Regions from separate parts of the Mus musculus genome. Here region 2 is linked to region 1. Evidence: chromatin loops called from intact Hi-C (ENCODE). Cell type or tissue: left cerebral cortex. All regions are shown on one strand. Each heading gives the region's core, and the rest is flanking DNA. Links, peaks and the distances in the headings are about the cores only. Region 1 has its middle 7.6 kb from the start of Gm39071. Region 2 overlaps Usp47 (ubiquitin specific peptidase 47).

Region 1 (5,383 bases), core at 147-5,146:
AATTATTAATAAAGAATTTGCCATTGTTATTTATTAATGAATAAATAAGAGTATGGCTGCTTTTATCCAGACCATCTAGTAGATGCCTAAGGCTACAGTGGATACAGGAAGGGGGAGACCCAAGAGAAGAGATGATGGTGGTGATGATGATAATGGTGGTGGTAGTGGTGATTATGTGTATGCTGTGGATATAGTGTGTGTGTGTGTGTGTGTGTGTGTGTACTTGCCATGGAATGTATGTACAAGTTAGAGGGCAACTTTAGGGAGTTGTTTCTCTCCTTCTACTGTGTGTTTCGGGGATTGTCCTGCTTGTGAGGCGTGCTATTTTACCCTTTGAGCCTTCTCATTTGCCTCAGATGAGAATCTTGCTTCATGACCTGGCAACATTCTTTCCCTCAGTGGGACTCAGTTTCCCCACTGGAGAAGTGTAGAATTGTCGGCTCTATCAACTCTGACTTAATTATTCTGAGCCCTAAAAACCTGAAGATGGCTAGAGAGAGATGGCTCATGGGTAGAAGCATTTCCTGCTAAGCCTGACATGTAGCTTCAAACCCAGCACCCACGAGATAAGGAGAGAACCAACTCCCACATACAAGCTGTGACCTGTACCCCCAACTCAAACTAAGTACATAAATGTAATCATAAAAAAGAACTGGAAATCTGGGTGGTGGTGGCGCATGTTTTTAATCCCAGCCCTTGGGAGGCAGAGGTAGGTGGATCTCTGAGTTCAAGGCCAGCCTGGTCTACAGAGTGAGTTTCAGGGTAGTCAAGACAAAAAAAAAAAAAAAAAAAAAAAAAAAAAAAAAAGAAAGAAAGAAAGAAAGAAAGAAAGCAAGCAAGCAAGCAAAACAAACAAACAAACAAACAAACACCCAGTAGAACATGTGATGTGGATTGTGGTTTGGGGACTGTCTGTGACCAGGCTGTGTGGATGAGGGAACACATCCACTCGCTAGGTGGGCACCTTCACCTGTGGCTCTGAGGTTCTCAGAAGAGACTGGTGAGCGAAGGGCCCCAGTGGAAGGTTTACTGTGGGACTGGGTCACAGAGGCTTATGGGATGGGGTCACTGGGTCAGCCTGAAACATTTTTCTACAGCATCCAGAGAAGTTTCTGCTATTGATCTTTGTCAATCCTTTAAAACTCCAGAGAGCATCTCAGTCATTAATGCTGGCTTGATAGCGGGAGGGTCCGACTGGGGCTCCAGAACCCCTGGTTTGTTTGTTTGTTTGTTTGTTTGTTTGTTTAAAATAACAATCATTTTTAAGAGCCATGTGTGGTGGTGTGTGCTTGGAATCACAGCACTGCTGCGGAGACAGGCAGATCTCAGGCTCACTGGCCAGCCAGACTAGGCTACTCAGTGAGTTCTAGGTCAGTGAGCAATCTGTCTCAAAAATCAAGGCGAGCAATGCCTGAGGAGAGACATCTGAAGCTGCGCTCTGACCTCCACACCTGTGTGTGCATACATGAGAGTGTGTGTGTGTGTGTGTGTGTGTGTGTGTGTGTGTACTGATGGGGGGAGATTGGAGGGGAGACAGACATGATCCAGTAGAACAGGGATGGATAATCCATCTTCCTCAGGCCAAACACTCGTCACTTCATTTTCTAAATCTCACACAGCCACCATGGCCCAGTGTGAATGCCTCCATGTGACTTTGCCAGGTCATGTTGGTCTCTTCTACCAACTACCAAAGAATCCTATGTCCTTTCTTGTGCTAACTGCTGCTGGTGTGTGTGTGTGTGCATCTGTGTGTTTCCAATCTAGTAAAATACATACAGAATCCCAAAGCCTTAGAACCAGGGTGGGAAGTGGAGCTAAAGATAACATTACTCTTTTGTTTATCTTTGTTTGTCAGATGGTCTCTCTGTTTTAGTCCAGGATACTCTAGTTCACAATCCTGTTGTCTCAGTCTCTCAAGCACTGGAATTACAGCTGTGTACCACAATGCCTAGCTCTGAATTCTATTTTCTTAACATGTTAAAATGCCAAGACATCAGATCTGTTGGATGAAACAAAATATAGTATCCAAATTAATTTTTATTTGCTTCGTATACTTATTTTGATGTAGCTGTTAGAGGAAAAAAGCACAGATGACTTTCGTGTTCCCTGCCTGTGGTGGCAGTCATCTTTGTCTCAGACAGAGATGTGTTGTGCTTGAGAGTCCCACTGAGAAGGTGAGGAAGGGAAGAGCTCCGGGTGCCTCTGGGACTTCCGATGTTCTAGGAAACTGCCATCTTATTTTACCTTCCTGGTACCCTGTGTTGGGGTGATGGGGGGCAGCAACGGGAGAGACCAATAGACACACCAAGACAGAGCTAAGGGAAGGAGTGGCCAACCCATCTGCCTTCTGCCTTCCCAATGCAGACCGCCTGGTTCCCCAGCTTCCCAGCTTGGGCGTGGTCTTCCAGGCTCTCTGCCAGTCCCTCCAGATCCAAATGGTCTCATGAGTGCCAGCCACACGCCCTTCTCCCCCGCCCCCCCCCCCCGCCTCTTCTTCAACAACTATGTAGCTGTGCCAGAGTAGTCTTTAATGAAGTCTTTTGAGTCAGGCAGCTGGGCCTGTCGGAGCTAGGTTCTAGTGCAGATGTCTCCCAGTCTCCGAATCAAAGTCCTAAGTCCAAAATGTCCGCCCCAGTCTGGTGGCAGCTGGCACTGCAGCTATAGCTGCTCTGGAAAGTAATGATGAGACCACAAGGTGGCGCTGTTCCCACGGCCCTCCACCCTTAACCATCCCCACCCTCTTCCTGAAACCTCAGGCCATATTTGCATCCAACGTAAACATTTCAGCTTTGGGAAAAGGCTCTGGATGGGTTGTTGGGTTTGTTTGTTTGTTTTTCCCTCTCAGCCTTCAGCTGCCAAAGGTTGCTCAGATTTCGGAATTCTGCTGCAACAAATGCTCCTCTGGGTGCACACTTAAATGTTGAGCAGGTTTTAGACCCAAGGCCAAGTCCTGCTCCAAATGAATTCTGTACCCAGAGGTATGCCTAATACTTTGGAGAAGAGCACCCGCATCGCACAAACACCCTGTGGGTGTTCACGGGTGTAAGCACGAGGGCAGGGGAAGGACGATGATGACCTCCACAGATCAATCAATGTGGTTCCTTACTAAGGGATGCTGGCTGGTTGGTTGGTTTGAGATGAGATTTTATCACATAGACCAGGCTGGCCTCGAACTCACAATCTTCTAGGCCTCGAAAATGCGTAGATCACAGGCATGGAACCCCCCCCCCCCGCCAAACACACACACACACACACATCTCACTTATCTTTAGGATTTTATTTTTAAATATCTAAAGCTTACAAAGAAGTAAAATATGTAGCAGCAGGGTGAGTTTTAAAACATAACCACTGCTTTTGGCTACAGCCATGGGCTAAAGGGATCCCTGCTGCAGCCACTCTGGAACGTGGCTTGAGAAGCTCAGGCCAGGCCTGAGTTAAGGGGAGACTCAAGGGGGTTGTATGCTACTCTGTGATGGCTTCATTTTAAAGTCCAAGTCTGCAAACGCAGCTATTACAACTCAGAGGGTTTTGGTTTTTGTTTCTTCTGTTTTTTTATTTTCTCTGTGTCCAGAGTGTCCTCAGACTATTCTGCTCGTGGAGAGTGGCATCTGAAGCTCCTGACCTGTTCCGTCCACCTTACCCCTTTCAGCATCTTTATACTCAAGACCCTCAGGACTCCTGAGAACAGGAGAGGACAGAGACAGCCAAAGCACAGAGACAGAAGTAGACTCACTTTAGAGCACACACTATGTCTATAAAGATAAAACTTAAGCCAAGTACAGCAGCTGGCACCTGTGTAGTTCCAGCACACGGGAGGCTGAGGTCAGAGGACTGGGAGTTCAATACCTGGGCTATCTTGTATGACTCTCTTTTTTCCTTTAAAAAGATTTATTTTGTATATGAGCGCTCTTTCTACATGTACACCTGCATGCCAGAAGAGGGCATCAGATCCCATTATAGATTGTTGTGAGCCACCCTGCAGTTGCTGGGAATTGAAATTAGAACCTCTGGAAGAACAGTCAGTGCTCTTAACTGCTGAGCCATCTCTCCAGCCCCATGACTCTGTTTCAAACGAGAAAATACTATGCACTGAGCTGGGGCAATGGTTCAGTTGGCGAGGTGCTTGCCCTGCAAGTGTCAGGACTGAGTTTAGATCCCTAGAACCCATATAAAAAGTGAGCTCTGTGGTCTGTAACCCTGACACTGGGGAGAGGAAACAGAGACAGATGGGTCCTTAAAGCATATTCATCAATTAGACTAGCCTAGCTAGTGAGGTCCAGGTTTAACACAAAACCCTGTCTTAAAACAAGACAAACATCAACCCCTGACTTCCCTGGGCATGCACATGGATACCCCTTCCACACACACAATGCAGTGACACAGACAACTACACACATTACATCACAGCACACACACACACACACACACACACACACACACACACACACACACACACTAAATAATAGCATTTGGTACTCCCATAACAATTCTATGCAATAATCTAGAGTTGTGTTTAAGGTAGAATTCATGGAAAACATTAGACACTATGAAGAAGGGGCTGGGGACACAGCACAGTGGTGGCACACACCTATGATCCCAGCACTCAGGACCTGAAGACAAGATTATTAGAAGTTCAAGGTTGTCCACAGTTATATAGTGAATTTGAAGGCAGTCTGGGCTACTACGGAAAACCCAGTCTCAAGAAAATAAATAAGGTAGCAGTTGAAAGTGGCTCTGAGAAGAATGTCACTTTATTCAGTGATGTAGCTGCTGATATGCTGCTCCAGTAAATGGCCCCCTACCCATGCTTACACAGGTAGCCATACTTAAACTCAGTGGATAACGCATGCACAAAAAAGGGACAGACTTGTAAATAAGGGTTTCAGCAGGAGAGGGGGATAGCAAGAGTAATTTGAGTGAGACGGGATAAAATTATAAATGTATATTGATATTTAATGTATAAATTAATATGTAAATTTATATAAATAAAATATAAACTTATATGCAACAGTCAAAGAATAAAAAACAAACTAAGGGCCAGCAAAACAGTTCAGCAGGTGAAGGCACTTGCCACTAGGGCTGGTGACACTAGGTCTGGTAACACTAGGGTGTGTGTCCTGAGTTTGATCCCTGGGACCCACATAGCAGAAGAGGACATGATACCAAAAGGTGACCTCTCACCTCAACAGGTGCACTAATAACGTGCATGTACACATGTGTGTGTGTGCACAAAAAGGTAAAACACTAAATCTAAAATACAACAATTAAAAATTAAGAACAAATACATAAGTAAAAAATGTTAAAGGATGCTGACACACAAGTAATGCGTAAGGAGTTAGAGCAGAGCTTGCCATTGCTGAGATCAGGACCTCTGCCTTCTTAG
Region 2 (5,383 bases), core at 225-5,224, 95 kb after region 1:
GAGTATACTTAATATACTTTGTACAGCAGAGCTGTACAAAGCAAGGAAGTGTTTGGCTTCCATAAGGAATAGGAGAGAGAAGGGAGAAAGAGGAGGAGATGGTGGCAGAGATACCCTTGGGAGCTGAATTGATCACTAAGGCATTTTACAACATCTGACAGGCACTCCACATTGGAACCCTACTGAAGACTGAGAGGTGTTTTCTTGTTGCTGTTGTTCATTATTTAAGTTCTGTGTATAGACAAGGTCTTAAAAACGTGTTCATTTGAACTTAAGATGTGCCTCCCCACTAATGAAATCACAGCACGTGCCAACAAACCCAGCAAAAGCTGGAACTTAATTTCAAATTAATTGCTGACTACTTCTCAACCTATCAAAACTAAGCACACTTTAAGAACATATAAAAAATTTAGATCATTTGCTTCTATGAACAAAGTATTTGATCTTTGATTACAATAATTTAAAGTCCATTATAACTTGAGTATAAAATTGCTTACCTCCAGGTTTGTAAGACTGAAAAATTTGATCAGGCTTTCTCGTTTCCAACAGCAGATCAAACATGTATGTGGACTTGACTCCTCCTAGAAGCAACCCCATTGGTGTATCTTCTTCTCCCTCATACGATCGTTCCAGGTAATCATGAAACTCGTCATATTTTACCAGGCGACAGCAATCCAAGGGAATCACATCTTCTAAATCCATCATCTAACAAAACATAATCCCCCACAAAATAAAAATAGTTTTGTGTTTGTTTGTTTGCTTGTTTTGAGAAAGAACCACATGTAACCCAGGCTGACCCTGAATCCACTATGCAAAAGAAGAGGACCTTGAACACTTGATCTTCTTGCTTCCACCTCTCAAACACTATTACAGGGTATGAGCAGCCATGCCTGGCTTAAATATATTTAATTAACACTTTTCATCAGTCCTAAAATAACAAACTATACAATGACACAGTTGTGTCCTTATCATGTTTATAGTTGTAGGATAAATTATCTTAAATTACTACTGATTTATATTATGATACCTAAACAATAAAATAATTGCAAACCACCATAAAAATTTTTCCTAATGGATTATAAATTCCATGAGGCCAAGACCGTCTTCCCTCTGTTATCTCTAATGGCTCATACAGAAGGTACTCAATAGATACCTGCTAAATAAACAGAAAGAAACAAATAAATGTGTTTCTAATTCTAATTTCAGGATTCAGAAGGCAGACTAGTTTTCAAAATCAACTGAGTATAGTTCAAAGAACAGTTGGAGGACGGAGGAAGATGAACAGTTAACTTCAAGGTACTTAAATCATCTATTCCAACTATAAAGCTTTGGTGGTACCAAAATTAAGTCCAACCATCCACTAACCTTATAAGCCATTTCAACGGCTTCCTTTAGCGTCTTATCCTTATGAACCTCCAGCTTGTTTTCCATCATTACTTGTTTCACAGGATGCAAACAAAATAATTTTATCTACAAAACAGAAAATACCACCATCAACTCACTAGATCAAGTGTCTCAGCTGAATCCTTTGGCAGATAGCACTTTTCTTCATTGTCAAAACAATGTAATTAAAAACCAAAAAACATAGTTGAGACTATTTTTTCTTACTGTCTGTATTTGTAACTGATTGACAGTGATTAAGTCTTATGTCTTAAAAAACTCAAAACATTACTTTCAATAACCATATAATTATATGTAAGCAATTTTTTTATTTATGTTTTTTTTTCTAATTTGGAAAAGACTGATTAATATGCTTCTCAAAATTTTTATAATATCTGCAAGAATTTCACAAGGTTATCTCTCTAAGAGAAATTATCTCCAAGAATATTAAGTTTTGAATATACTTAAAAAAAATTAATGTGTATAGGTGCTTTGCTTGCGTGCATGTCTATCTGCACCACGTGTGTGCCTGGTGCCCCTGAAGTCCAGAAAGGATGTCAGATTCCTTGAAACTGGAGTTAAAGGTGGTTGTGAACTGTCATGTGGGTTCTGGGAATTGAAGCCAGGTCCTCTAGAGGAGCAGCCAGTGCCTTTAACTTCTGAGCATGTCCCTAGTCCTGTGTAAGGTTTACAAGAGAACAGTGAGGGTAAAAGGACAGTAACTGAAGTATGCCTCTATTTCTATGTTTCCCAGTCCTCCTGTACTCAGGATATGGGAATGCCTGCCTCACACTGCTGCAGAAACATTGACCGCCCACCATGCTACACATCACTAGGTTTCAGTATCAAATCACACTTCTCCTTGTGATGAAGCCACACTACCTGATTAATGACCACAGAACTGACTGAGTTATCCCCAGAACGACAGTGGTCAGAAGAGCAAACCTGAGCAGCAGTTGTCACTCACAAACATGGAATCAAACCTTGCACGTGTTGCGTTCAATCTCTCGTTGCCTCTTTTCCTGCTCTTCCAGCTCTCTCTCCTTCTGCACCAGATTCTTAATGTGTTCTGGGTACTCGTCCACTTCTAGAAACTCTAGGAACATAAAACAGTGTCACTCAGAGCAGTTTCCTGTACACTTTTTGTTCTACAGTGCTTCCTTTCAATGTGGAGCAGAGACATTCTTTCAGGCAATAGTGAAGAGGTACTGATAGTGAGACCATATTCAGATCTAGTAAATGGCTCAAATCCTAGAACCCAACAAAGATACCAAAATTTTTAAAAGCCTTGGAAACTTACAAGTCATTTTTTATTTCAAATTCACCAAGGAACTCTGTGGCCCTGGGCAACTTTACTTCAGCCCTCAGCTCCTTACATTTATTAAAAGCCCCTGGCCCAAAGGTTATTGCCTTTGGTGTAATACAATTGAGTAAATGTTTACTCCTGAAACTGTCACTACACTCACTACAGCATCACTACAGCATCACTACCTTCCCTTCCTCCTCAATGCAGCTCTTCAGCTGCCTTCTAACAAAAGAAGGCAGAGGCACAGAACTGGGCACAGTTTCATGTGACTTAAAAGCATATTCAAAACAATATGAAATCAGGACACTTGAATAAAGCCAATGACTGTTTGATTTTTAAGGAAAACAATGACTATCAGTATTATTCATCAATAGGACTGGTAAAGAGTAAAAATGCAATGTTTCCAGAAATCAACTCCAGTCTAAACAACACCCGCCCTCCCACCACACTTCCCTTAACCCTCACTGCTGTATACACCTTCCTGCAATCAAGTAGCTACAAAGCATTCCCAGTCTGGTAACACAGCGCCCCCTGGTGTTTGCCACAGAACCAGAGTGGATTAGTTAGCCAAGAGGGGCTGAAGCACTGCGCTTCAAGGGCAAGATCCACAGGATGCGTGGATTACAACCCTAGTTGTGCCTCTAAGCCAAACTACTACAGGTCCTGAAACATACACTGGTGAGGCCACAATCCAACTTTTGTTCATGAAAATGAGAAAAAAATATATAATGGTTGAAACAGATATATGAGCACATCTGCTACTAAAAATAAATATGCTAGGATCAAAGTCAGTGATTATTTGAATTATAAAAAGAATATAGGATAACTCATCATCTGTGTATGTGTCTAGATACAAACATACACACATCCTAACATGTTTGCAATACTGTGAATCAGTAAGAATTAGCAAGGACCCCCCCCCCAACTAAAAATTTAAAGTAGTAACATTCAAAAATATAAAGAAAAGGACAAACACACTTAACACTAAGGATTATTTTGGGAGGTCAGTGGGCAGCTCTGAAGGTTCTGGGCATTGAAATCAGGCCATGGGGCTTGGCAACAGCATCTTATACCAGTTGAGCCATCTTGCTGCCCACCCTGGGTTTCTTAATAAAATATAACAATTTTTTTTTTTTACTAGATTCACAAAAATGTATTGGATCTTTAAACAATTTCTGCAGTACTTCAGGCCATCTGGAGTCCTCTCAAACTTTGTAGATACTAAAAGACCCGAAAGCTTGAAACTGAAACAAGCATACTGGCTATGCTGCAAGACCCTAACATGTGCTTCCATTCATGTATTACAACCCTACAGGGTGTCATCATTTCCAGTCTACAAATCTGCAAAGACTCAGAAAAGTCAAGTGATTTGCTCTAGTACACACAGCTTGTGAACTGTGATGCTGCACAGGGTATTAGCTTAAAGTAATACCTAATCTGTTAAAAGTTTTCCAACAACGTTTGTCTGTGTGTGGGTGTGCTTGTGTGTGACTGCATGCCTGCCTATGTGCAGTACTGGTTATCAGAACTCTGGGACTTATGAATGTTAACTAAGAACTCTATCACTGAGCTATAGCCTTGGCTTCTTTAAAATTACTATTTTTGAGACAAGATCCTGTTAAACTGTCAGTAGGCCTCAGGATTGTAACCCCACCCCCGCCTCCGCCTCATTCAGCCTTCTTCTCTAAGTAACTAGAATTACAAGCACTTATCACTATGTCCAGATCTATAGATTTTTGTAAAATGTTTTTATCACTTAGTATTACTTCATAACAGTGTTTTTAATTCACTTTCCCAGGCATAACAAAATTCTTAGGTGTTAACTTTTCTATCACCTAAAAGCAGTTATCTGTGTTTTCAAGACTAACATACTTGCATTTCTTGTTGGATCCTTCAGTCTGTATATCAGCATATATGCATTTGTTGAGCTAGGAGAAATTAACAAAGATTAGCAGGTCCTTTAAAGTAGACAGTACCTTTTATTTATAAGCACCAAATCTTTATTTGAAAAAAAGTCATACCACCATTCACTGACACACTAATACTAAAGCATTCCAGAAAAAAAGGAAAACCCTTTTTTGTCATTAATGGCACATGTATGAGAAGGTTCAAACATTCCTTTTGGTAACATGATGAAGTTTAATAAAGTAGGGTGTGTGTCACAATGCCTACTACAGCTAAGTAAGGGTTGGGCAAACTGCTTTGCTGGAAAGAAGCAAGAAAAAAAACCCCTTAGTCTTGCTGATTGGTGGTGGCACACACCTTTAATCCCAGCACCCAGGAGGCAGAGACAGGCAGATCTATGTGTGTTCAAGGCCAGCCTAGTCTACAGAGAGAGTTCCAGGGTAGTCAAGGCTACAGAGAAACCATGCCTCAAAAAACCCAAACCATACTATACCACAACACACCAAACCAAATTAAACCCTCATTTTTTGTAGGTCAGATGGTCTGTACTGCAACTCAAGGTATGTTACAGTGGGAAAACATCAGCCAAAAACTTATGAACAGATGTCCATGGCCTGCAGTCTGCTGACCCTTGGGTAAGGCTTTCTTAGTAAGACCCACAGAGAAGCTAAACTTACTCTAGTGAGCCAACACTGAAGTTCATGCTATTGCTTACCTTGCAAAAGCACTGGAGTAGTAGCCTCTGCTTCCTGAAGACCCACCATGTGTCTTCTTAATGTCTTCTTGTGTTAT

Evidence for each region. Hi-C counts contacts between places; a loop is a spot of excess contacts. Peaks named below come from ENCODE experiments on the same cell type or tissue, not always from the same donor. Only the 100,000 strongest peaks of a DNase experiment are listed, where the experiment ranks them.
Region 2: it touches region 1 in a loop (7-fold over the local background); 30 of 42 quality-filtered maps call a loop at or near these places.

Annotation. Positions count from the first base shown.
Region 1 is chr7:112,177,621-112,183,003 of GRCm38, reverse strand. No RefSeq gene overlaps it. Among named protein-coding and RNA genes, the nearest start is that of Gm39071, 7.6 kb to the left of the region's middle. In left cerebral cortex, for the core only: CTCF peaks have their summits at 2,686 (motif pointing right) and 3,917 (motif pointing right); a DNase peak (open chromatin) is centred at 2,646; H3K27ac peaks cover 755 bases.
Region 2 is chr7:112,083,088-112,088,470 of GRCm38, reverse strand. It overlaps Usp47 (ubiquitin specific peptidase 47), which reads right to left. Exons shown (of 29, transcript NM_001357952.1): 14 at 5,307-5,383; 15 at 4,559-4,614; 16 at 2,364-2,476; 17 at 1,366-1,470; 18 at 498-705. Among named protein-coding and RNA genes, the nearest start is that of Usp47, 62 kb to the right of the region's middle. In left cerebral cortex, for the core only: CTCF peaks have their summits at 3,019 and 3,218 (motif pointing left); a DNase peak (open chromatin) is centred at 3,215.